2 separate regions of the Homo sapiens genome follow, and region 2 is linked to region 1. Evidence: chromatin loops called from intact Hi-C (ENCODE). Cell type or tissue: PC-3. All regions are shown on one strand. Links, peaks and the distances in the headings refer to the core of each region. The heading gives the core; the rest is flanking DNA. Region 1 overlaps EGF (epidermal growth factor). Region 2 has its middle 30 kb from the start of PANCR.

Region 1 (12,297 bases), core at 1,561-9,560:
AGAATGTCTGGACTCAGCATTTTAAATCACTTTCAAGGATTTTAAAATATTACTTTAAAAAGGCAGTATTTCTTGTTCTGAATTAGAACTCCAGCTCTCTTCTCTTTCTTTTCTCAATATTCATAATGGTTGACTCCTGCTTCCTGAATCTTCTTCCCATAACAGCAGTAACATCTCACCATCAGCACCCCAGAAGGGGAGCTGGCTTCACCTAGACCCTGGAGACCAGGATGGGGGTCTTTCCCATCACTGCCCACTTTTTGCCTGTCAGCCCTATAAGCAGAAAACATCCTAAGAAGAAAAATTCTGTGCTTACTTGGTCTCTGTTTTTTTTTTTTTAGCATATTATTTTTCTCAAATAATTTGCTCTTCTTAAAGGTACTGAAAAACTGCTTATATTTATGTAGTCAGCTGCACATGTTTACCTTTTAAGGAGCAGTGAACCATTCAATAAAAGAGACTTTACTATTATATTTTGGCATGCCCTCTGTTACGGGAACATTTTCTTCCTGCCAGAGTTGCTACAGTCTTGTCCTTGAGGGCTCCTCTGAAGGTTAGTTTTTAGAAGAAAGCACTGTGAGAAAAAATTTTCGAGACTCCAGGATATTGGAGGTAACGGACTGCACATTGATGGGTAGGTTTTAAACCATAGAGTTACCAGTTGTTCAGTGAGACCTTGAAGCTAACTGTCACTTCACATGGTTAGTGTATGTTTGTGTGTGACAGGTTTGTTTTTATGAGATCAGTGACTCTGAATTCACATGGCGACTTAGGACTGGGTGTTCTTTTACCTGCCTCCAATATGCTTTATGTATCAGATAATACTGAGCCCAAAGGAAGAACGGCTGGTTTCATAGTGAATGACTAAGGTCTAGCTAGGAAAGTGAAACTATTGTCCCTTCTAGTAGTTCTTCTGTCACTAAAAGATTTATGTCACAAACTATTCACAGAAACTAGTTCCTCATATTGATACTTGAAAGACACTAATCCATTCAGAAAGTAAAAGTAATGTCTTGGGTTCTTTTAGACTCTACTCCACCCCCTCACCTCAGGGAAGATGACCACCACTATTCCGTAAGAAATAGTGACTCTGAATGTCCCCTGTCCCACGATGGGTACTGCCTCCATGATGGTGTGTGCATGTATATTGAAGCATTGGACAAGTATGCATGCAAGTAAGTTAAACTGTCTTGCTGATGGCACAGAGAGATGCTATTCAGTCCATAACTTGTAGCTAATTTGTAAAATTTACACTCAGGATGTTTTTCTGCAATTAGGTGTTCTTTTGGAAAAATATAAACATACACATATGAACCACGTGTGTGCACTTCATTGCATGCTCCTTGTGTATCACGATGCCCCCTTCTAGTTACCGGTGATAAGTATAAATCTAAGGAGTTGGTGATTTCCCCTTTTACTGAAATAATTTGATGTTACTACTAGTATAGTCTAGGGATTAAATGTCTCATCCTGGTTGAAAAACTTAGGTTTGTGAGATAATTCCTTAAAACTTTTTTTTTCCATCAAATGTGCTTTATATTATGTGTGAGCATCCGTGATCTGTTTCTGGATTTACAAAAGTTTGGTACATATTCACACTGGACTTCTTGCCAGAGTCCAAAAATATTTTTCTTCAAAACTAATCATATGTATATTTTTTCTTCACTTCCTAACAGTTGACTTTTACATTTTGTTGTTCAGTAACAATTGCTGATACTGCAGCTGCTGCTTTTTGCTCCCTTTTTGCCCCCATAAGGGTTTCACAGTGGGTAACGTGTCAACCTGGAAAGGAGATTTGAGGAAGCCCTAAAACTATGAGACATTCCCACTGTGCTCACTCCGAAAACCTTTCCTGTGGACCCTTTAACAAAACCCAAACCCACAATAGCCAGTTCTGCCTCAAATTTTACTTTTAATTCATTTCATATTTTCAAGGCAATAGGAGGAAACTGATAGATACCAAAAAACTAATACGTCTCCCAGGGTCAGGCTCCTGATCCATTGATAATTTTCTCTGTGCCTGAGGGAGGGGTGATGAAATAGTCTGATCCTCACAAATAGCTACTATAACCTTAAAGTCTTCTCTTATTTCATCAGTAATAATGAACAGAATAACTAAATTTGTGGAAGAGTAAGCTATATTCTGTGACAAAGTGTATGGCCTTGCACTAGAAATCATGTCCGCATGACAAAAATAGTGAAAAATTGCTCATGAATACTAGTAAAAATGACTCAGTCCTTATAGAATTCTGTTTTCATATTCATATTTACATGCTATAATTTCCTAACCTATGATAAATTGGGTATTTGCAATAGTTATTGCTAGTTTTAATGTTAAGAATCTAATTGGTTTTGCCTGTTCATTGTTTCTGATCATCCCAAATAATGAAATTACAAAAATAAATGTCCGAATGTATTAGGTCATGGTTGTTTTCCTCCATGATACTTTAGACTATAAAAATCATTATAATAATATAAAGGGTACTACAGGGTTACATACTGCATTTAGAACAATGTTTTCATTTGGATCTGATAACATCCATTTATTAAATGATTGATGAACTCTTTAACACACTGCTTTTCTTTCTGTCATTAAATCCTGATGAAAATATCATATTTCTCTGATAATGTTTTAAACATGAGTTGCTACAAATGACAAACTGGAGATAAGACTCAAATTGAAGGACCTTGAACCTAAAGCAATATTTAAAATATTACCAGAGTTCACAGTAATCTGGATCATAACCTTGTTTTTAAATTGTATATTTAATAAAAATGTGGTTTAATTAACTATTCAACCCTTGCCTCCTCCTGCCCTGATGACCTCACCTTATCTTTTATTAATTCCTTAATAACAAGTCTCTAGGAAGTGCTTTACCCATCCAACTTTTATTAGAAACACTTCCTAGGCAGGTGTCATTCTGTACAGAGTGCTCTTCATGCTGTAAGCAGGTTTTGGAAGAGCCAGCTCTTTCTTCCTTTCTTAGAGGAACTGGAAGTTCCCCTCAGCCACAAGAAACCACAGGGTGCCCCCGGGGTGATGCAGAGGAAGTGAGAGTTGGGAGTCTCCATGCCCAAGGTATTCCTCGAAGATTTCCTGGTTTGGAGATGCTCAGGAGGCTCCAAACCTTCTGGGCTCAGAGGAGGTCCTCGTTCATTCTGTCTTTCAGCCAAACACCCTTCTGAACAGGTCTTCTTTAGACCAAGACCCCCCAACATCAGTCCTGTGAAATGCTTTTTAAAAACAGGCTGTATGGTCAAATCACGTTGAGAGATGCATCATACTCTACCCTCAATTTTTTTTTTTCAGGAGACCATCGTCTTATTATTACTCAAATTGGTTTCCCTGAGCATTCGGGGAGCAGAGTTTTTAAGGACAGCTTGGTGGGTTAGGGGAAGCCAGTGAGCCAGGAGTGCTGATGGGTCAGGGATGAAATCACAGAGAGTTGAAGCTGTCTTCTTGCGCTGAGTCAGTTCCTGGGTGGGGGCCATAACTTCAGATGAGCCAGTTAATTGATCCGGGTGGTGTCAGCTGATCCATCAAGTGCAGGGTCTACAGAATATCTCAAGCATTGATCTTAGGAGCAGTATAGGGAGGTTCAGAATCTTGTAGCCTCCAGCTGCGTAACTCCCAAACCATAATTTCTAATCTTCTGTCTAGCCCTCAATTCTTGATTCATAGTATATACCACAACACATTAAAAAGTCTTGTTTACCAGCCCGGGTAACATGGTGAGACTCCATCTCTACCAAATTTTTTTTTTCTTTTTTTTTGTGATGGAGTCTCGCTCTGTCGCCCAGGCTGGAGTGCAGTGGCGCAATCTCAGCTCACTGCAAGCTCCGCCTCCCGGATTCACGCCATTCTCCTGCCTCAGCCTCCAGACTAGCTGGGACTACAGGCACCTGCCACCATTTTTTATATTTTTAGTAGAGATGGGGTTTCACCGTGTTAGCCAGGATGGTCTCCATCTCCTGACCTCGTGATCCGCCCGCCTGGGCCTCCCAAAGTTAGCCAGGTATGGTGGTACACATCTGTATTTCCAGCTACTTGGGAGGCTGAGGTGGGAGAATCGCTTGAGCCCAGGAAGCTGAGATTGCAATGAGTTGTGATGGCACCACTGCACTCCAGCCTGGGAGACAGAGTGAGACCCTGTCCATAAAAAAATAAAATAAAATAAAATAAGCCTTGTTTATCTGTATTGAGTCTAGAATGTCTCAAAATTATTTGGCTATGGAAAGGCAAACTTATTTGGCCACAGAATCTTTTGTTTGGTTTAACAGAAGAACTAATTCATAACCAAAGAACTAGTATCCTGTGTCCTCCTCCCACCCTGGAAAATGCTGAATGACTATTCTGGGCCTTATAAGACTCAGTGAGGCTCTACTATTGCAGCTGACTTGGATCTCCAGGACTCTTGGCTAAGGGACTGACATATTCCTCAAGACCCCAGACTTTCTGAAAGGATCAGAGGTGTGGCCCATTAACATCCAACAGTTTAAAAGTGGTGCTGCTAGGCATTGATAGTAAATGGCTGTAACCAAAGATAGCTAGAATTAAAACAGCATCCAAGAAAGCCTGCAAGAATGATGGTCCTTTATGCTTTTGCACTCAGATCCTGATATCTCTTGCATGGTTAGTTCCAGAAGATAGCTTTTCAGAGGTGAATAGAGCATAAAACTCTTTTTGGAAGCAGCATGGTATAGTGGAAAGAACATAGGCTTTGAAATCAGAGAACCATTGGAGTCAAACCTGTCACTCATAGCTGTGTGACGTTGTACAAACTCCTTGAGCCTCAGTTTCCTTATCCATAATACAGGAATATGCCACCAAAAATAAAATAAGTAAAAGTGCCTAGCAGGATGTCAAACACACAAGATGGTTAACAAGTACTAATCCATTTCCCTCCTTCCTCTGTGAGTGAGTTGCCCAGTCCCTCTGACCAGCTAAAGGTAGAGACAGGCCTAGAGCCCAGATCTTCTGGAGCTTTGTCCAGTGTTTTTTCCATGCTGCCTCTTCTCACTATGGGCACTGGTGTCAGTTCTCTGTATTTTTATTCCGTTAAGTCCTTTTGGAATAAAGTGGGGACATGGATGAATAAATAGTTGATCCAGGGACCAAAGGGAGGAATTTTTAATAAGTGGGCATTACAGAGTGTTTAATAGGATGTTTTTCAAAGTTGATGCTTTTGCAAAGGATAATAGAATACAGATGTTTACCTGAGATCTTAATTGTTTCTAGAAATGCACATTCCCAGTAGATGGCAGCATTGCTTCATTTACTTCAAAAAAGTTCAGCAGTTCACTCTAGTGACAGTTTCACTAATGGGACAGCAGGGTGTTTGTAGGTGAACGTCCCTTTTTCCTCCATATAGCTTTTTCTCTCATTGAAGAAAATAGGCAAATGCCTGTATGTATGTTGTACTGGGTCTTCCCTTGCACTAGTAGTGATTTTTTTTTTTAAAGGAAAAAAGTTTTCTCTGCAGACTAGGTTATGTGTTCTGTTTAGAAACTGTACACATTCTTCTTTTATAGCCTGGTTTCAAGTGAGGAACTCTGCCTTCAAATTCTCCTTTCCTTTCACCTATACTCATTGCAATCTGGCCAAACATTTGTTTCCAAAACTCCCTTGGCTCTTAGGGCAGAGTTGCTTTGTGTTGGTTTTAAAAGGTGGCTCCTCAGGATTTTAGCCTAACAGAAACTGATCTTTAATCAATGTCCTGTAATGCCTTATAGAGGCAGTATGCAAATAATCCCCCATAAATCCCAGAGCAAACAGACGAAAGGGAGAAGTCCATGCTGCATTAACTTGTAAATCATAGCGCTTTCAACTGACCCCTGATGGATTTTCTATATGTTTCTAAAGAGCTGAGTCTGGAAATGCAGAGGTTGAGAGACAGCTGAATACTGAGTGTCAAAACTATCAGCGTTTTTGGCCAGGCATCTCTGATGACCTCTGTTTGTGTGTTGTCACAGCTGTGTTGTTGGCTACATCGGGGAGCGATGTCAGTACCGAGACCTGAAGTGGTGGGAACTGCGCCACGCTGGCCACGGGCAGCAGCAGAAGGTCATCGTGGTGGCTGTCTGCGTGGTGGTGCTTGTCATGCTGCTCCTCCTGAGCCTGTGGGGGGCCCACTACTACAGGTGACCCTGTCTTTCCTTTGGTACTGGAAACCTCTTTCTAAGACCTCCCAGGGGAATGCCTGTCTCCTTGAGATGAGATGTATGAAATAGTACCTCTACATACTACATTTAAAACGTGAAATAGGCTGGGTGCAGTGACCCATGCCTGCAATCCCAGCACTTTGGGAGGCCGAGGCAGGCAGATCACTTGAGGTCAGAAGTTCGAGACCAGCCTGGCCAACATGGTGAAACCCCGTCTCCACTAAAAAGGCAAAAAGTAACAGGCGTAGTGATGCACACCAGTAATCTCAGCTACTCGGGAGGCTGAGGCATGAGAATTACTTGAACTTGGGAGGCAGGGGTTGCAGTGAGCCAAGATCATGCCACTCCACTCCAGCATGGGCGATAGAGCGAGACTCCGTGTCAAAAAAAAAAAAAAAAAAAAGGTGAAATAACAGTACAATTTTTACTGTTAGCTCAGGATTTCATTGCTCTGAAACATCAGTGCTTTTACGTTTTCCTTGTTCCATTCCAGTCATTGTCCATACACCTTCATAGTATATGTGTTATTTATCAATCACAATATGGTTTTGCGTTCCACTCTCTTTGTTTAATATTATATGCTCCCCCCATAGCCTGCATAACTATAATTTTTCATTGCTGCCTTCCATTGAGTTGATTTTCCACAAAATATTAACTGTCATAAAAGAAAATCAATATCTTCCCTAATTTGGAAGGAAATTTCTGGTCCTCAGATTTTGTGCTTTTAATAATTTCAAGTTAACAATTAAAAACTGTAGACAATAACATTTATACATTTAATTCTTTAAAACTAACACTACATTAGGGTGCAGGCACAGGCATCACACTGCTCATTTTCTGTTTTCTTAGAAAGTAGGACAGCTTCCTCTATTATCATCAATATTGAAAAGCATTTTATGTACGGTTATAGTTTGTGTTGTACAAAATCAGTGAGTCATAAAACTTTAGGGCTGAAGGGGACTTTATGGAATTATCTAGTTCAATCTTATCATTTCATGGCTGGAGGACCTAAGACCCACTTGACTAATAGGTCCCAATTCTCTGAGATGTACAAAATATCTGCCACCATCTGTAGATAAAAATTTAACCACATTTATGGGTACTACACAACCACTCAAGTGGCAACTGTCTTGTGTTCTGGAAAATTCAACATATCAGCCAAGATGTACTTATCAGAGATCCTGCTATAGCCTAGTGTAGTGGTTAAGAGCACAGGCTCTGGAATCAGATTATACAGGTTCAAATCCAAGTTAGTGTCTAAATAACACCAGACATGTGTCCTAACCTCTGTATTCATTAATTTCCTTTACTATAAAGTAGGAACAAGAATAGTACTTATCTCAAGGGTTATTGTGAGATTAATTGGGTTAACCTAAGTAAAGGCTTTAGTGTAAGTCTGGCATATAGGAATTAATAAATGCTATCTGTTATTTTGATTTTTTATGAACTGTAACCTTCCCCCAAAAGAGTCATATGCTCTAAGCCCTTTTCTACCACCTCTTGAGAGACAAGATTCTTAGGCACAAACTTGACATTTTAATTCAGTAGTCCATCAATAACATTGTAATTTTTAGCCTGGTGTGTAATCAATATCTTGGATATGTGTAGAAAGAATATTGAATGATCAATGGTTCATCCCATTGGATCATTGCCAAAGGGCAGGAAAAAAAAATGGAAACTAGAAACTTAAGTTCATGCGTGCCATAATTATTAAGTGTTTTTTCCTATTTGTTGTGTTATGATATAGTATGTCTTATGTTCTGTTGGCATTTTTCAGAGATCTGGATTGAAAGCTAACGGCAAATTGCTGGCTTTTTAAACTTGGAATTCAAAGACCAGCTCAGCTGAAAGATGACTATAGACTTTACATACATATAAGAGTATCTTCAACCTCAGACTCTCATACTCCAAAAATCAGAAGTGAAAGGACTATTCCTTCAAAAAGAAAGCTCATCAGAACCCTTTCTTTTTCTCTTCACTGAAATGCATCCAGAGTTGTACAATTCTTCCTGAGTGAATCTATGGTTATTTACCTAACAATTCTGATCAGTGTACCTGCTTACCTCTCCGCAAAGTTTCAGCTATGTGCATAACTACGTTTGCACTATAGATCAATTCTGACAAGATCAAATTAAAACTGCTAGTCTAAATGTTGCCATGTCATACTCAACTGTACCAACAAATACAGCTCTAACATTGAGTTTTTAAGTTAGACATGCTAACTGTTTTTCTTTAAAGGGTTAAAATCAGTTATTTCCTCCCTTATACCATTCCTTGCCTGTCTTGTCTAGCTTGTTTGATACCGTTTGTCTTCTGTGTCTCTCAAAGGATTAATTGTTTGTGTGCTGGGTGTGGTGGCTCGTGTCTATAATCCCAGCATTTTGGGAGGCCAAGACAGGCAGATTGCTTGAGCCCAGGAGTTCAAACCAACCTGGGCACCATGGCAAAACCCTGCCTCTACTAAAATTACAAAAAATTACCCAGGCATGGTGGCACACAGCTATAGTACCACCTACTTGGGAGGCTAAGGTGGGAGGATCGCTTGAGCCAGGGAGGCAGTGATTACAGTAAGCCGTGATTGCACCACTGCTCTCCAGCCTGGGTGACAAAGCGAGATTCTGTCTCAAAAACAAAACAAAACAAAAAAGACTAATGTTTGTGAAACTAAATAAATTTTTCAAGTATTCTAATCTTATTAGTTTAAAACATGTGATTTCTTGGAAGGACTCCCTTGTAAGAAAATCAACAGGAAGTATTTCATCACAAAGTATAACTTTGTTTTTTTGTGGGTTTTTTTTTAACTTTTATTTTAGGTTCAGGGGTATATGTAAAGGTTTGTTACACAGGTAAACTTGTGTCACTGGGGTTTGTTGTACAGATTATTTCATCACCCAGGTATTAAGCCCAGTACCCAACGGTTATGTTTTCTGCTCCTGTTCCTCCTCCCACCCTCCACCCTCAGGTAGCCCCCAGTGTCTGTTGTTCCTTTCTTTGTGTTCCTGAGTTCCCATCATTTAGCTCCCACTTAGAAGTTAGAATATGTGATATTTGGTTTTCTGTTCCTGTGTTAGTTTGCTAAGAATAATAGCCTCCAGCTCCATCCATGTTCCTACAAAAGACATGATCTCATTCCTTTTTATGGTTGCATAGTATTCCATGGTGTGTATGTGCCATATTTTCTTTATCCAGTCTGTCATTGATGGGCATTTAGGTTGATTCCGTGTCTTTGCCATTGCGAACAGTGCTGCTGTGATCATTGACATCCATGTGTCTTTATGGTAGAATGATTTATATTCCTCTGGGTATATACCCAGTAATGGAATTGCTGGGTCAAATGGTAGTTCTGCAGTTAACTCTTTGAAGCATCACCGTACCGCTTTCCATAATGATTGAAATAATTTCCTCTCTCTCCAACAGTGTATAAGTGTTTCCTTTTCTCCAAAATTTCATGAGCATCTTTTTTTTCTTGACTTTTTATTAATAGCCATTCTGACTGGTACAAATTATAACGTTGTACCTTTGCAACTTTGGAATTGTTTATATTAGCCACTTGTTTCAATTTTTTTCCTTGAAGCCTTTGATTAAAACACATAATAACCCACACCATCTCTTGGTACTGTCTGTGATGCCAGATTCACAGCAGCCCCTCCTATCCTTATCACTCTTCCTGGAACGTCCAGGTAGGGCTTTTGACAGAGGGTTGCATTCCTAGAGGCAATTAAGCTGCCTATCTGCCCCAGGACAGTGGCGTTATTGTGGAGTCTCACAGATGCACTGCTCTAGGGGCTACTGCTTTGAGGATGGGGATCCATCTCCATGCTAAATCTCCCCACCCCCACCCCTAGTGAATGACGCCGTGTATAGACTTAGCGTTGAATGTCAAACAAGACAGTACTCTAAAAAACTGGATTTGGAAGCAAGATACCTAGTGTATTTCCTGGCTTAGCCACTATGAGATTTTCTTATCTTGGGTCATCCACTCCTTCTGTCTTTGCCTCTAATTTCTTTATGAGTGAGAGATTGCAGTGGGCCAGTAAGAGCAGCCTAGGCTTTGTGTCATCATGACCGACTTCTTACACTACCCTTGGTAGCTGTGTGCCTTAGGTGAGTCACTGCCATTTCCAAGCCCCAATGGCTTCACTTGTAAATGGAGCTAACATAGTCTGCCTCACACAGTTGCTGAGATATTTTTTCCACAGACTGCCCCACTCCTCCCTGCAAAATTAGTTGTTTTTTCATTGCTATATCATCAGTACTAGGACAGTGCCTGGGGTATAGTTAGTACTCAATAGATACCTGTGAATGAATGAATGCAAGGCTATTCCCCCCAACATACATGGGCATACATACACACACACACACACACACACACACACACACACACAAACACACACACACCCTCTACCTCACAGAACCTTGGAAAGAGTGAAACACTGTCTGGAAAGCATTTTGAGTTCTGCAGAAAAGACTGCCTTAAACATCTAAAGTTATGTTCCTAGTTATCTTCATATTTCTTCTCTCCCACACAAGTACTTAAATTTTAGTAGCAAAAGCAGTTAGTTGTCCCTGATCATCACTGAGTGGGCTGAGTATTTTGTTTTGTTGTGAGATTGTCTCAAATTTTGGCTTTATCACAGGACTCAGAAGCTGCTATCGAAAAACCCAAAGAATCCTTATGAGGAGTCGAGCAGAGATGTGAGGAGTCGCAGGCCTGCTGACACTGAGGATGGGATGTCCTCTTGCCCTCAACCTTGGGTAATGTGACCAAAGCAGATGAAGCAAGGAATTGGCTTGATATTAACCCCTATTCATTTTTTCTATTTTTTCACTGAGTTCAGAATGACTGGAATCAGTTATAGCTTCCAGCTGGTGTCAGTGTTAGCCAAGACCACATCAGCTAGGGAGGTCCTGGGTGGGAGGGTGGGGGAACTGTGTTGTTAACTAAAGGAATCAGATGAGTTATAATAATGCCATAATTTAATGGCACAATAAATTTTTGGAATTTTTTTCTTTCATGTAGATTCTTTCTATAACTTAGATTTGTATGTGTTATGTGAAGGCTTTCCATATTTTTAGTTAATACATTCCAGATACATGTCTTAAAAACCCAAGATTGTGCTTCTAATTTATTTTCTTTCTTTCTTTCTTTTCTTTTTCTTTTTCTCTGTCTTTTTTTTTTTTTTTTTTTTTTTTGGACAGGATCTTGCTCTGTTGCCCAGGCTGGAGTGCAGTAATCCAACCACTCACTGCTCACTGCAGCCTCGAACTCCTGGGCTCAAACAATCCTCCCAGCTCAGCCTCCCAAATAGCTGGGACTACCGGCACACACCGCCACGCCCAGCTAATTTTTGTATTTTTTGTAGAGACAGAGTTTCACCATGTTTCCCAGGCTGGTCTCAAACTCTTGGGCTCAAGCAATCCACCTGCCCGGGCCTCTCAAAGTGCTGGAATTGCAGGCATGAGCCACTGCACTCAATTTTCTTAATTTTCTTAATATTTCTTAATATTTCTTTTATTTTCTTAATATTTCTTTTCTCACACACATTTCAACTCCCCAAATTTCAGTAGCAAAATAGTTGCCAGATTTAACAAATAAAAATATAGGATGCCTAGTTAAATTCATACTTATACTGAAAGTTCAAATTTAAATTCAAAATTAAATTTAACTGGGTTCTTTATTTTATCTGACAATCCTAGATATTTTCCGAAAAGCACAGAGGTTTGGGAAATTCAAGATGTTTCATAAATCATCCACTTCAGTAATTGATCTTGGAACACTAGAGGGCAGTCTTGAAACAGGCTACACATTCTTGAATCAGTTAAGGGAATTTCCATTTCTAGAAACCTGTCAGAGTTAAGGACTGATTCAGTGTGTGCTGTTGGCATTATTTGTGGTATATATTGTGGAAGAGACTGGAATACATGGCAGGTCCATGGAGGATTGAATCCTTAGGGAAGAGCTATTACAGAGAGGTTATGGAGGAGCAAAGGCAATGTTTGGGGTCCTTCCCACATTATTACCCCTACTCCCCAGCTCCCATCTCACAGTGAATTCCCAGAAAGTAGCTTTCCTGTAACTGTGCTTTTGACTACCAGGTGATCATCTTTTCCTACCTGTAATAGGCATTCAGTGTT
Region 2 (12,297 bases), core at 2,853-10,852, 590 kb after region 1:
AACCTATTACAATAACCTTTCTCTACCCTGCTATACTACTAGCAAAGTAGTCTTTCTTAATGAAAATCTTGGCATGCCATTCGCCAGCTCGCACAGTCCCTTCCTTTCACCCTATCTTAAGAATAGACTTCAAAGCACTCAACTTGACACTCTCAATCTACTGGGATCTGCACCCCTTCAGCCTCAGTCCTCACTGCCAAGCCATTGAACCCTAAGTTCCAAAAGTGAATCTACCAAATACTGTTCCTGCCCAGAGGGCCTCCTACAAATGTTATCATTTAGCAAATACTTATGTCATTTCTATGATGGTGCCTTCTTTCTCTTCCTATAGAACTATCTACTCCAACCTTTTCTTCCCACAAACCTGTAACACTTATCATATGTCATTACCACTATCCATCTCCACTTATTAAATTGTCAGCTTCTTGAGGGCAGCACTCTTCTCAGTTACACCTTTGTAATCCTTGTATCTACATCATACCTGGCACACAATAAAAATTCTATAACTGAAACTGCAAAACTCTTGTGAAAGAAATTTTAAAAAATCTAAATAAATGAAGAGAGATTCCACGTTCATGGATTGGAAGATTCAACATGCTTAAGATGTCAGTTCTTCCTAAACTGATCTATAGATTTAACATAATCCCAATCAAAATCCCAGCAAGGCTTGTAGTAGCTATTGATAAACTAATGCAAATATTACATGTAAGGTAAAATACCTAGAATAGCCAACACAATAGTGAAGTAGAAGAAAAACGTTGGAAGTCTCAAATGTTCTGACTTTAAAAATTACTATAAAAATACAGTCATCAAAACAGCATGGTATTGGTGAAAGAAGAAGCATAGATTAAAACACACACAACACACACACACACACACAGTAGAGAGCCCAGAAACAAGCTACAAAGATAATCAACTGATATTTGACAAAGGAGCAAAGGCAATTCAAATGGAGAGAATGTCATCTTTGTAGCAAATGGTGTGGGAACAATTGGACATCACATGCAAAAAAACTGAATGCAGACACTGATGTAAGCCTTCACAAAAATTAACTCAAAATAGATCATAGGCCAAAATGTAAAATGCAAAGCTATAAAACTTCTAGAAGAAAATATAGAAAGTCTTAGGTTTGGTGATAATTTTTATATACAACACCAAAAGCACAATCCATAAAAAAACTGGTAAGTTGAACTTACTAAAATTAAAAACTTCTGCTCTGTGAAAGATACTGTTCAGAAAATATTTGTAAGACACATATCTGATAAAGGTCTTGTATAAAAAACACACAAAGCATTCCTTTTTTGTTTGTCTGTTTGTTTTTTGAGATGGAGTCTCGCTCTGTCGCCCAGGCTGAAGTGCAGTGGCACGATCTCGGCTCAATGCAAGCTCTGCGTCCCGAGTTCACGCCATTCTCCTGCCTCAGCCTCCTGAGTAGCTGGGACTACAGGCTCCTGACACCATGCCCAGCTAATTTTTTTTTTTTTGTATTTTTAGTAGAGACGGGATTTCACCATGTTAGCCAGGATGGTCTCAATCTCCTGACCTCGTGATCCACCTGCCTCTGCCTCCCAAAGTGCTGGGATTACAGGTGAGCCACCTCACCTGGCCACAAAGCATTCTTAAGATCCAGAAAGGAGAAAAAATATGTCCAATTTTTTTTTTTTTTTTTAGATGGAGTCTAGCTCTGTCGCCCAGGCTGGAGTGCAGTGGCACAATCTCGGCTCACTGCAACCTCCACCTCCAGTTTCAAGCGATTCTCCTGTGTCAGCCTCCCTAGTAGCTGGGATTACAGGCACCTGCCACCATGCCCGGCTAATTTTTGTCTTTTTTAGCAGAGATGGGGTTTCACTGTTTTGGCCACGCTGCTCTCGAATTCCTGACCTCGTGATCTGCCCGCCTCGGCCTCCCAAAGTGCAGGAAGTCCAATTTTTAAATAGGCAAAAGATGTGTATATTTTATCACAATGAAAAAATATGAATACATTTTCATCTACCGCTATATCTATATCTGTGTTCTGTATCTAGTATTCACTAGGATTGTTCATGAATTTTTGATTGTTTACAAGTTTTCTCTTTTTTGGGGCCCATGGTAGAATTGCATTTCCCCAAAGCAATAATCAGACATGGTCACTGTACTTGGTTTGATCACTGAAATGTAGGGGTAAGTATCATGTGCCTTTCTTAAGCAAAAGCTTCCAGAGCAAACAGAACTTCAATATATTCTGTTTTCCTTTTGGCACAGCAACTGTCGAAGTTCTAAATAGTGGCTGCATCAGCCTAGTTTGAGAAGAACAGTTATGTGTGAAAAAGAGCCCTCAACCATACCTCAATGGACATTTAACATGAGTAAGAAGTAAACATTTTCCCAGCAGTTTGGGAGGCTGAGCGGGAGAATCACTTGAGCCCAGGAGTTCCATACTAGCCTGGGCAACACAGAGATACCCCATCTCTACAAAAAAAATCGTTTTTTTAAATTAGCTGGGCGTGGTGGTGTATACCTGTAGTCCCGGCTACTGGGGGTGGGGAGACAAGGGCAGCCTGAGGTGGGAGTATCACTTGAGCCCAGGAGGTCGAGGCTGCAGTAAGCCCTAATTGCACAACTGTACTCCAGCCTGAGCAACAGAGTGAGACCCTGTCTCAAAATAAATAAATAAAAATAAGAAGTAAACTTTTGATGTATTAAAGTAAAAAAAAGCCTGAACAAACTGTTTACCAATGAAGATCTGAAAGACAGTTTACTGATTAAAATATGTAGATGGTAAATTAACATATGAAAATATACTCACCATCATTTGTCATTAGGAAATTGAAAAGTGACATATCACTACAAACCTATTAAATGGCTAAAATTTAAAAACTAGCAATACCAATTGATGTGGAGCAGTAGGAAGAAACTTTTTTTTTTTTTTTGAGACAGAGTCTTGCTCTGTCACCCAGGCCAAAGTGCAATGACGCAATCTCGGCTCACTGCAACCTCCGCCTCCCAGGTTCAAGCAATTCTCCTGTCTCAGCCTCCCGAGTAGCTGGGACTTCGAGTGTGTGCCACCACGCCCGGCTAATTTTTGTATTTTTAGTAGAGATGAGGTTTCGCCATATTGGCCAGGCTGGTCTCAAACTCCTGACCTCGTGATCTGCCCTCCTTGGCCTCCCAAAGTGCTGGGATTACAGGCATGAACCACCACGCCTGGCCAGGAACTTACTCATTGGTGCTGGGAACACAAAATGGTACTTTTTGGATGACAATGTTTCTAACAAAGCTAAACATAATCTTACCATATGATCCAGCAATTGCACTCCTAGCCATTTACCTAGCTTATTTGAAAGTTTATGTCCACAAAAAAACCTGCATATGAATGTCTATAGCAGATTTATGCATAATAGCCAAAAGCTGAAAGCAACAAAAATGCCCTTCAATAAGTGAATGGAAAAACAAACTATGATAAATCTACAAAATGGAATATTATTCATCAATAAAAGGAGCTATCAACTTATAAAAAGGCATGAATGAATCTTCAGAGACTATTACTAAGTGAAAGAAGCCAGTTTGAAAGGGTATGTGCTGTATGATTCCAACTATATACAATTCTGGAAAGCAAAACCATAGAGATGGTAAAAAGATCAGTGGCTGCCAGGGGCTTGAGGCTGGGGGAGAGGTAAATAGGTGAAGCACAGGGGATATTTCAGGGCAATGAAACTACTGGATGATATTGTGATGGTGGATACATGGCATTAAGCATTTGTCAAAACCTAGAGAATATACAGCACAGGAATAAACCTTAATATGTGCAAATAAAAAAAGTCATTTAGGGGCTTTAGGGGGGGGGTCCCAGATCAAATACAAAAAGTAACCAAAACTAACTGTATTACAAGTACATTTACAACCTCATTTAAAGGGGTCGGGGGAAAAGTGCTGACCTCTGTAACTATGAAAATGAATGAAATTTGCAAGATTGAGTGCAAAAGAAACTATACATAAGCACTGTACTTTAGTTGACTGTTATTGTCCATGGGAATATTGATTAACAATTCTGATCTGCCCTACATATATGGTGGAATTGAACAATTACACAAATAGAAGATGGCAGGACCCAGGTTTCACACTACCGGAGTGAGAGGTTACAGACAAGCAAGGGAAGGAGGCTAGAATGAGCCATGTGGTAATGGATTAGAGTTTAAGGCATCAGTATTAACTCATGCTTAGCTTAATGTAGAGACAAATGGTCACATATAGAGATATTTATAGCTATGTGTATATATAGGGGTCAGTATATACACATGTTTTTCCTTGCTCTGTCAGTTGACGAACACTAGAAGCAATGACACAGTAGTATGGAGCACATTTAGCACCATTCTCCCATAAAAGAAACCAGGGCTCCTTGGAGAAATGGCTCATTCTAGGACTGGGGCAGGAAATATACAAGATGAGCCAGTAGCATCTTATAGCATCAGAAAGCAAGGAAGTGCTCAAAAACCAAACAAAGCAAAATAAAAGAACTTCATGATTGGAGTATGTCAGAGGGACACAGAAGCCAACTGAAAGAGCTCCCAGTGGCCAAAGCTGGACCAACTGGGGCAAGAAAATAAATAACATAGTATTGAATTGTAACCCAAATTATAAAATAAATATCCATGAGTCCATAGTGATATAAATAAATGTATAAATCAATAAATGGGAGACACAATCTCCTATGCAGAAGTCCAAATAAGTGATGTAGTTGCTTCTGCCTCAAGGAAGTAAGGCATAGCTATCCCTTCCTTAAAAGCAGACTGTGGGCCGGCGCGGTGGCTCACGCCTGTAATCCCAGCACTTTGGGAGGCCGAGGCGGGCGGATCACGAGGTCAGGAGATCGCGACCATCCTGACTAACACGGTGAAACCCCGTCTCTACTAAAAATACAAAAAATTAGCCGGGCGTGGTGGCAGGCACCTGTAGTCCCAGCTACTCGGGAGGCTGAGGCAGGAGAATGGCGTGAACCCGGGAGGCGGAGCTTGCAGTGAGCCGAGATTGTGCCACTGCACTCCAGCCTGGGCGACAGAGCAAGACTCCGTCTCAAAAAAATAAAAATAAAATAAAATAAATAAATAAATAAATAAATAAATAAAAGCAGACTGCGCAGAGTGACTTCCTCCCAAAAAATACAATAAAAAAAGGGAGTGGCGGGGGGAAGATATCTGGGCCAGGTGCAGTGGTTCGTGCCTATAATCCCAGCACTCTGGGAGGCCAATGAGGGAGGATCACCTGAGCTCAGGAGTTCGAGACCAGCCTGGACAAAAAAGGGACATGTAATCTCTACACAAAATGACAGTAAAGTGGAGAACTTGAGAAACAATACCACAGCCAGGTGTTCCAGATCAACATTAACAGTGACAAATCATATTGACGTGTACCCTTGATATGATATAATGAAGATGGCACTTTACTTCTGTGGCCATCCTCCACAAACCCATAACCCTAGACTAATCATGAGAAAAATATCAGACAAATCACAATTGAGAAACATTCTACAAAATGTCTGACCACTACTCAAAACTGTCAAGATTAAAAAAAAAAAAGTGAAAGTGTGAGAAACTGTTTCAACCAAGAGGAACCCAGGGAGCCCTAAAACAACTAAATGTAATGTGGTGTCGTAGTTGGGATCCTCGAACAGAAAAAGGATATTAGATAAAACCCAAGGTAATCTGAATGAAGTATAGACTTTAGCTAATAAAAATAAAATTCAATAACTATCAAATGTATGGATGATTCCTTAATAATACTTTTGTCCTTGCTAAACTTCTTTTTTTTTTTTTTTTTTTTTTTTGAGACAGAGTCTCACTCTGTCGCCCGGGCTGGAGTGCAGTGGCACCATCTTGGCTCACTGCAACATCCGCCTCCCTGGTTCAAGCGATCCTCCTGCCTCAGCCTCCTGAGTAGCTGGGACTACAGGCATGTGCCAACATGCCCAGCTAATTTTTTGTATTTTTAGTAGAGATGGGGTTTCACCGTGTTAGCCAGGATGGTCTCGATATCCTGACCCCATGATCTGCCCCCCTTGGCCTCTCAAAATGCTGGGATTACAGGCATGAGCCACCACACCTGGCCCGTCCTTGCTAAACTTATAGTGTGATGAATTAAAAAGAAGGTGAGCTTTGGCATCACGCAAATCAGATCTGCTCTCAGCTTCACTCCTTGGTTGCTGTTGAATTCTGAATGAGTTCCTTTTTTTTTTTTTTTTTTTTTGAGATGGAGTTTTGCTGTTGTTGCCCAGGCTGGAGTTCAATGGTGTGATCTCAGCTCACTGCAACCTCCGCCTCCTGGGTTCAAGCAATTCTCCTGCCTCAGCCTCCCGAATAGCTGGGATTACAGGCGACCGCCCCCACACCTGTATAATTTTTTTTTTTTTGTATTTTTAGTAGAGACAGGGTTTCACTATGTTGATCAGGCTGTCTTTCAAATTGCAAAAAGGAAAATTTGGTAACGGCAACCAAAAACACCGTAAGCCTATGTACTGTGCTGAAATACAAAAGCGTAAGCCCAAACTAAGAGTGTCTTTATTTTCTATTTGGATGCAAGCCAAAATCAAACAGAACTGACGTAGTGCCATTCTGCCTCTCCCAAGAAAGAAAGAAAGAAGGAAGGAAGGAGGGAAGGAAGGAAGGGAGGGAAGAGAGAGAGGGAGGGAAAAAGAACGGTTCGCGGGAAAAAGACATCAAATAACAGCAAAGAAATGCAGCTTCTAAAGTAATCTCCAGTTCCTTACTGGCTGTGAGGAAAAAAAACTTCTCACTGGATTAGTCCTGACATATTAAGAATTAAGAGCAGCCTCTAGTGGCAGATCAAAGATTTTACAAAGTAGCCTTGCAGAAACCAAAATGCCTTCTATTTTTTACTGCTTGCTCTAAGCAAGCTCAGAGCCAAATTAGCTCATCAACTTTTGCAAGTATGAATAATTTCACCCGGCTTTGAGTGTTCTTAATACTTATATTTTATTTATATTCTTTTTTATACGTAGTTTAGCTGGACTATTATAATATCATGGTGGGGTAGGATGTGGTGGGGGAGGATTTTTTTTCAAAGAACAAAGGATTGACTGAAGCCTAAATGAAGACAGATTTGATGAACTGAAGTTCAGTTCTCACTTAGCTTTTTCTGTCTCCTTAAATGAGGGTGATCAAAACTAGAAATATCCTAAGGAAAACAGAAATACCTGAGAAACAATGAATTTCCCTGAACTTCATCTTTCCAAAAGGAGCACCTTTCTCCAACACTGAATATGCCAAATGTCTCGTTTTACACACCTGCGTTTCTCCTTCCTCGGAACTCTATCATCCAAACCCTTGGTTTCTCATCACTTATGAAATTAAAAATAAATGAATAAATAAAATGTTCTTCCTCATCAGTTATTGCTACAAAGACGCTGTTATCTTGGGATAAACTCAACACGCCGTGATACGGTGTGAGGATTGCCTATCATGGCAGCTGTCCACTATCCAGAGAAACAATCAGAAAGTTTTAGGAACACCCAAGGGCAGATTTTTTTTCGTTTCAAATTTTCACAACGGACAGTACCAGGGAGCTGGGGGGAAACTGCTGAAAGCTGGGACACAAACGGGTGACTCAGGGTGGATAGAAGTCACCCCATCAGAGAGACCAAGGAACTTTACCTACCACCAACCACTTCCCTGGACTTTTTTGTTTGTTTGTTTTGACGAGTGTCTCTCTGTCGCCAGGCTGGAGTGCAGTGACGCCATCTCGGCTCACTGCAACCTCCGCCTCCCGGGTTCACGCCATTCTCCTGCCTCAGACTCCCGAGTAGCTGGGACTACAGGCGCCCGCCACCACGCCCTGCTAATTTTTTGTATTTTTAGTAGAGATGGGGTCTCACCTTGTTAGCCAGGATAGTCTCGATCTCCTGACCTCGTGATCCGCCCACCTTGGCCTCCCAAAGTGCTGGGATTACAGGCGTGACCTACCGCACCCGGCCCTTCCCTTGACTTTTAACCAGGCTTTTGGAGAAAGCGTGGAATAGTAAAAGGCCAAAACAATAGCCTCCCTTTCCCGGGTGTGGACACCCTTCCCGGTCCTCAGGAGCCTCAGAGGATCACCCTCTCCGCCCCTTCCTCTAGGGCCTCGCTTGGGAACGCAGCGAAGGCGAGGCCCGACCCTGCCTGGGACGCCGCAGCCCTGGCCCACCAGTGCTCCCAGCCCGCCTGTTCTCAGGATTCCGTGCGTCCAGCGTCGGGCTAGTGCCTCCTCCAGGTCAGAGCGCCGTTCCCTCTAGGATGCAGGAGCAAGAGATGTGCGCGGAAAGGTCCCCAGGACGAGGACGAAGCCTCAGGCTTCTCAAAATAAATGGCGCACTTGGCCTTGGAGGGAAAGGAGGAGGCCTCCGGGAAGGTGTGGAGGAGACTGGCAGCCTTGACAGCATCGAACTGGGTTCCGCCCACCGAGATTTCTGCCTCGAGGACCTTGCGGAGCAGCCACAGGCAGCCTCATGCGGGTGCCCAGCGTGCGGGACACGAGGCTTCTGCTCTTGGCGGGGTCCAGTGAACCCCAGGAAGGGCCTGGGCTGGGTGCCTGGGGCGAGGGTTGTTCTTGGCCTGGGACTTGGTCACGTCTCCATGGAAATATTGCTAATTGTTCCTTCACTTGAAAGACGAGACTGTAGACAAAATCTTTTTAAACCTTGACGGGCCTGTTACTCCCAAGAGCTTCTCTTCAAATTACTTGGAGAGAGAATGAACCATAAAATAATATTGCCTTCTTTCATATCCTTATATAATCATTTAATTTTTTAGAGCTTCTCTGCTTCTCTTACATGTGTGCTTTCAAGTAAATTAATCTAGATTATATTTTTTTATTAAAAATTCTTACCTCCTCATAGGAATGCTACATTGATGAATTAATATTTGCTAAGCACTTGGAAGGCGAAAACTACATAAAATTTGGTGGAATTACTCTATTATTATTGATACAGAAAAACAGTAACTTGATGGGACTGGTAACCGGGCTATTATTGTAAAAATGCTTTGCCTTTTCAGACAAAGTGGTGGAGTACAGAAATAATTATCCAGGTAATTCAAATTCCCCAGAAAATGCGGTCCTACTTGGAAGGAAAAGTGAATCTCCTCACTGATTTTGTTTTGTTCTTCTTTATTATTATTGTCACATTTAAGTTAATCACTTGTATAAATGTAATCACCTGGATAACTTTTCCATTTTGATTTCTCTTTCCTGTGATTTAAAATGAAGTAAGGCCAGATCTGCATTAACAAATTGAGAATTAAATAATACTTGTCCTTTTACAGCAGCCCCACTATTTTGATTTATATTCAGGTGTTGTAACAGCAATTTAAATACAAGTCCAATAATTTCAAATATCTTACATCTGTATGATTAGTTGCACAATATTTCTGACTAGTAGAGAGGAATAAGATTGATAATGTCTAATTTTTCTTAGGTATATGGTAACCAGAGCAAAGATAGGCATTATGGCTAAAATTAGATTTCCAGTTAAACTTACTTTCCCCAGAACACTTTTAATTATTAGGACAATTGCATTAATTCCCCTCTTTACTCTGCTAATGTCAACTTTGTCATAGGCCTCAACATCACATAGTACCAATAGTGTTTCAGAAATAATCTCAAGAGTTTTAGAAATAAATTACTTTTTCAACACAGAGTTTTTAAATGTAATGTTCTAAAATATCCAGTAAACAGCTGTAATCAACCATTATTAACTTTCCTGTTTTCAAGCACAGAAAACATTAAAATTTAATATCACAAAAGTAGGCCAGACCACTATCATCAACATAATAGTCATCATCACTTATAACATTTATTAAATTACTCAGTACAGGAGTGCCAGGAAATGAAATAATATTGTGACTTCACTAGAGGGAGCAATTCTTTTTAGTAAATTGTATTACTTAGTTCTATATATTTAGTCATCCTAGAGTGGATCTAGACATTTAACATAATTTGAGAATTAAAATGTGCAGAATTCATGAGAGATCTTATTGAAGATGTACTGTCATTTCAAGAGTTGTTTAGAGGTTTTCTTAAACTATCTGAGGAGAAAAACAGGGCTTGAAAACACAATATGGAATAAGTCCAAGGTAGTGATACTTTAGCTGAACATCTGTCAGCATTTCCATTTTGTTGTAATTTTCACACATTTGTACTTTTAGAGAAGAAATTACGGTCCGCTAAAATTGGTGCAGCATGTAATTCATTAAAAGTTCAACAACAATCACAGCAATAATAGTTAGTTTCCAAGCATCTGGTCATAAATGCAAATAAACTCCAGACTCAATTGAATAAAGATACTTATTGTAGTTAACCAATTAAGTGATAGATGTTCAGGCCTAGTCACATTTCTGCTATACATTTCTATTACTAGCTATTTATGACAACCTCAACAGTTCACTTAGATTTCCATCCTATTTGATATGTTTCATACTCTTGTTTTTGCCAGGAAAATGTTTTTAAGTAAAAATTAATATGGAATTAATACAATTAATAATATTGTTACAAGTATGACTAATTATATTGTTTTGATTAGATGTTAAATGTTAATGTTTAATGATATAGATTTGGCCTTTGAAAATAAAGTAAAATTTGAGTTATTATCATTGAATTAATGCCAAATCTAAAAATACAAAAGAAGCTAAATTTTCAAAAATTATGGTATTATTTTATTTTAAAAGTAATTCATTCAATACATATTTAGTGAATTTCTACCTAATGATGGATACTGTTAGGGTCTGAGGATACAAAGATAAGTAAAGATCCATCTAGGCTCACAATTTAATGATCCTTATAAAATATAATTGTTTTCTAATTAATTAATTCCATTTATGTTTTTAAAAACCTATGTTTTTAAAAGCTTCCTCAAGTCCTTTACTGAAAGGAGTAGCTTTTCTCCTTTTTTAATCACTGAGAAACCATGACAAGGGCTCAGAGGTTAAAGAAAGTTTTAGTCTTCCAGCATATGAGACACATTCAGAATATAAATTGTCAATTCCGTTTGTTCCAACTATTTACTACTATTCGTTTGTATGTCTATGGGTTAGATGTTCTTCAGACTGCATTTCCCAAACTTTTCCCTAAAACCCTTCTCAAAAACAAAAAAAATGCAATCTGAATACTTGTGCTACTGTATTGATGGTTTTGATCTTGATTTTACCTAGGAAGGCAGAAAGAGAGCAGGTAACTGATGAATCCCTGGTAATAGTGTATTCCACTTAAATCTATCTTCTTTCCTCATTATATCATCTAAAATATTTTATAGTCCCACAGTGTTATAACAGACTGAGTTAACCATAGGCTTTTGTGAAATATAATAATGTATCAAGGTTTCTGTGAAGTTATATTCCAAAATATTGAAATGCATATCGTTTGTTGCACTGATAGTGTCATTTCACATATTTTTGTACTGTGAATTAAAGTGTAAATATCAGAGCCACAAAGGGAAAACCATGACTGAAATATATTAGGGCTAAGGATTACACAGCAGAGATGGATTAATTTTCTTTTAAGTGAAGTACTGTGAAAACTAACTTTAAACTATGACAAAGAAAAGGAACATTGGATTTCATAAATGTTCTACATACTTATAATAATGAGAGATTTTCATATTGGCATGTAATTTATGGAGACAGTTGAGAAAACAGAAATCCATTCATTTTATACTTTAAAATTTATCTTCTTTTAAAATTATGTGAGGTTAGTTCCCATTATAGAAAATAAGTACATATCAATAAAAATTTTACTCCATATTGAAAAACATTCTGGCAACATTTTACTTAGTTTATGCTATAATATTCTTAAAACTAAATCTACAAACATAATGTTAAAGTGGCTTTAGAAGTTAGAAGCCCTAGCCCTTTCAAAAAAGGGAACTAAATACATTAAATTTTTTAGTATTTTAATATTTAACATTGAGTCATACATAGCCATCCAATATGAAAAGCAGGATCCTCCTATCATTATCAGAAATCTACTTTCTTATGCATTTTAGATTCTAAACTCAGACCAATTGAGTTTTTAGAGGAACTTAATTTAATTGCAGTATATATTGAAAATGAGAGTTCTCCATTCTCCTTAATGATGATTTGTATTACCTCATTTTACCATTGCAAGGAAAACGTATTTATACCTATTTGGAAATCCTTGGCCCTTGGCTTTTTGTGTATTTGCAGTTTATAAATGTTAATCCCAGTGGATCCCAGGGACTGGTAAAGGCTCATAGGCTAGGAAGGTACTTTATAAGAAGTGAAAAAAACAGACTTTCCCTTTCAGTTATAAAGCAAATAA

What was found. Peaks named below come from ENCODE experiments on the same cell type or tissue, not always from the same donor. Only the 100,000 strongest peaks of a DNase experiment are listed, where the experiment ranks them.
Region 2: it touches region 1 in a loop (9-fold over the local background); 7 of 110 quality-filtered maps call a loop at or near these places.

What each region holds. Positions count from the first base shown.
Region 1 is chr4:109,993,706-110,006,002 of GRCh38, forward strand. It overlaps EGF (epidermal growth factor), which reads left to right. Exons shown (of 24, transcript NM_001963.6): 20 at 1,028-1,175; 21 at 5,974-6,141; 22 at 10,800-10,917. Among named protein-coding and RNA genes, the nearest start is that of EGF, 87 kb to the left of the region's middle. RefSeq lists an enhancer at 793-1,082. In PC-3, for the core only: a CTCF peak has its summit at 5,266 (motif pointing right); a DNase peak (open chromatin) is centred at 5,276.
Region 2 is chr4:110,579,628-110,591,924 of GRCh38, forward strand. No RefSeq gene overlaps it. Among named protein-coding and RNA genes, the nearest start is that of PANCR, 30 kb to the right of the region's middle. RefSeq lists a silencer at 8,286-8,580. In PC-3, for the core only: CTCF peaks have their summits at 6,788 (motif pointing left) and 9,857; no DNase peak of the experiment used is centred there; H3K4me3 peaks cover 392 bases.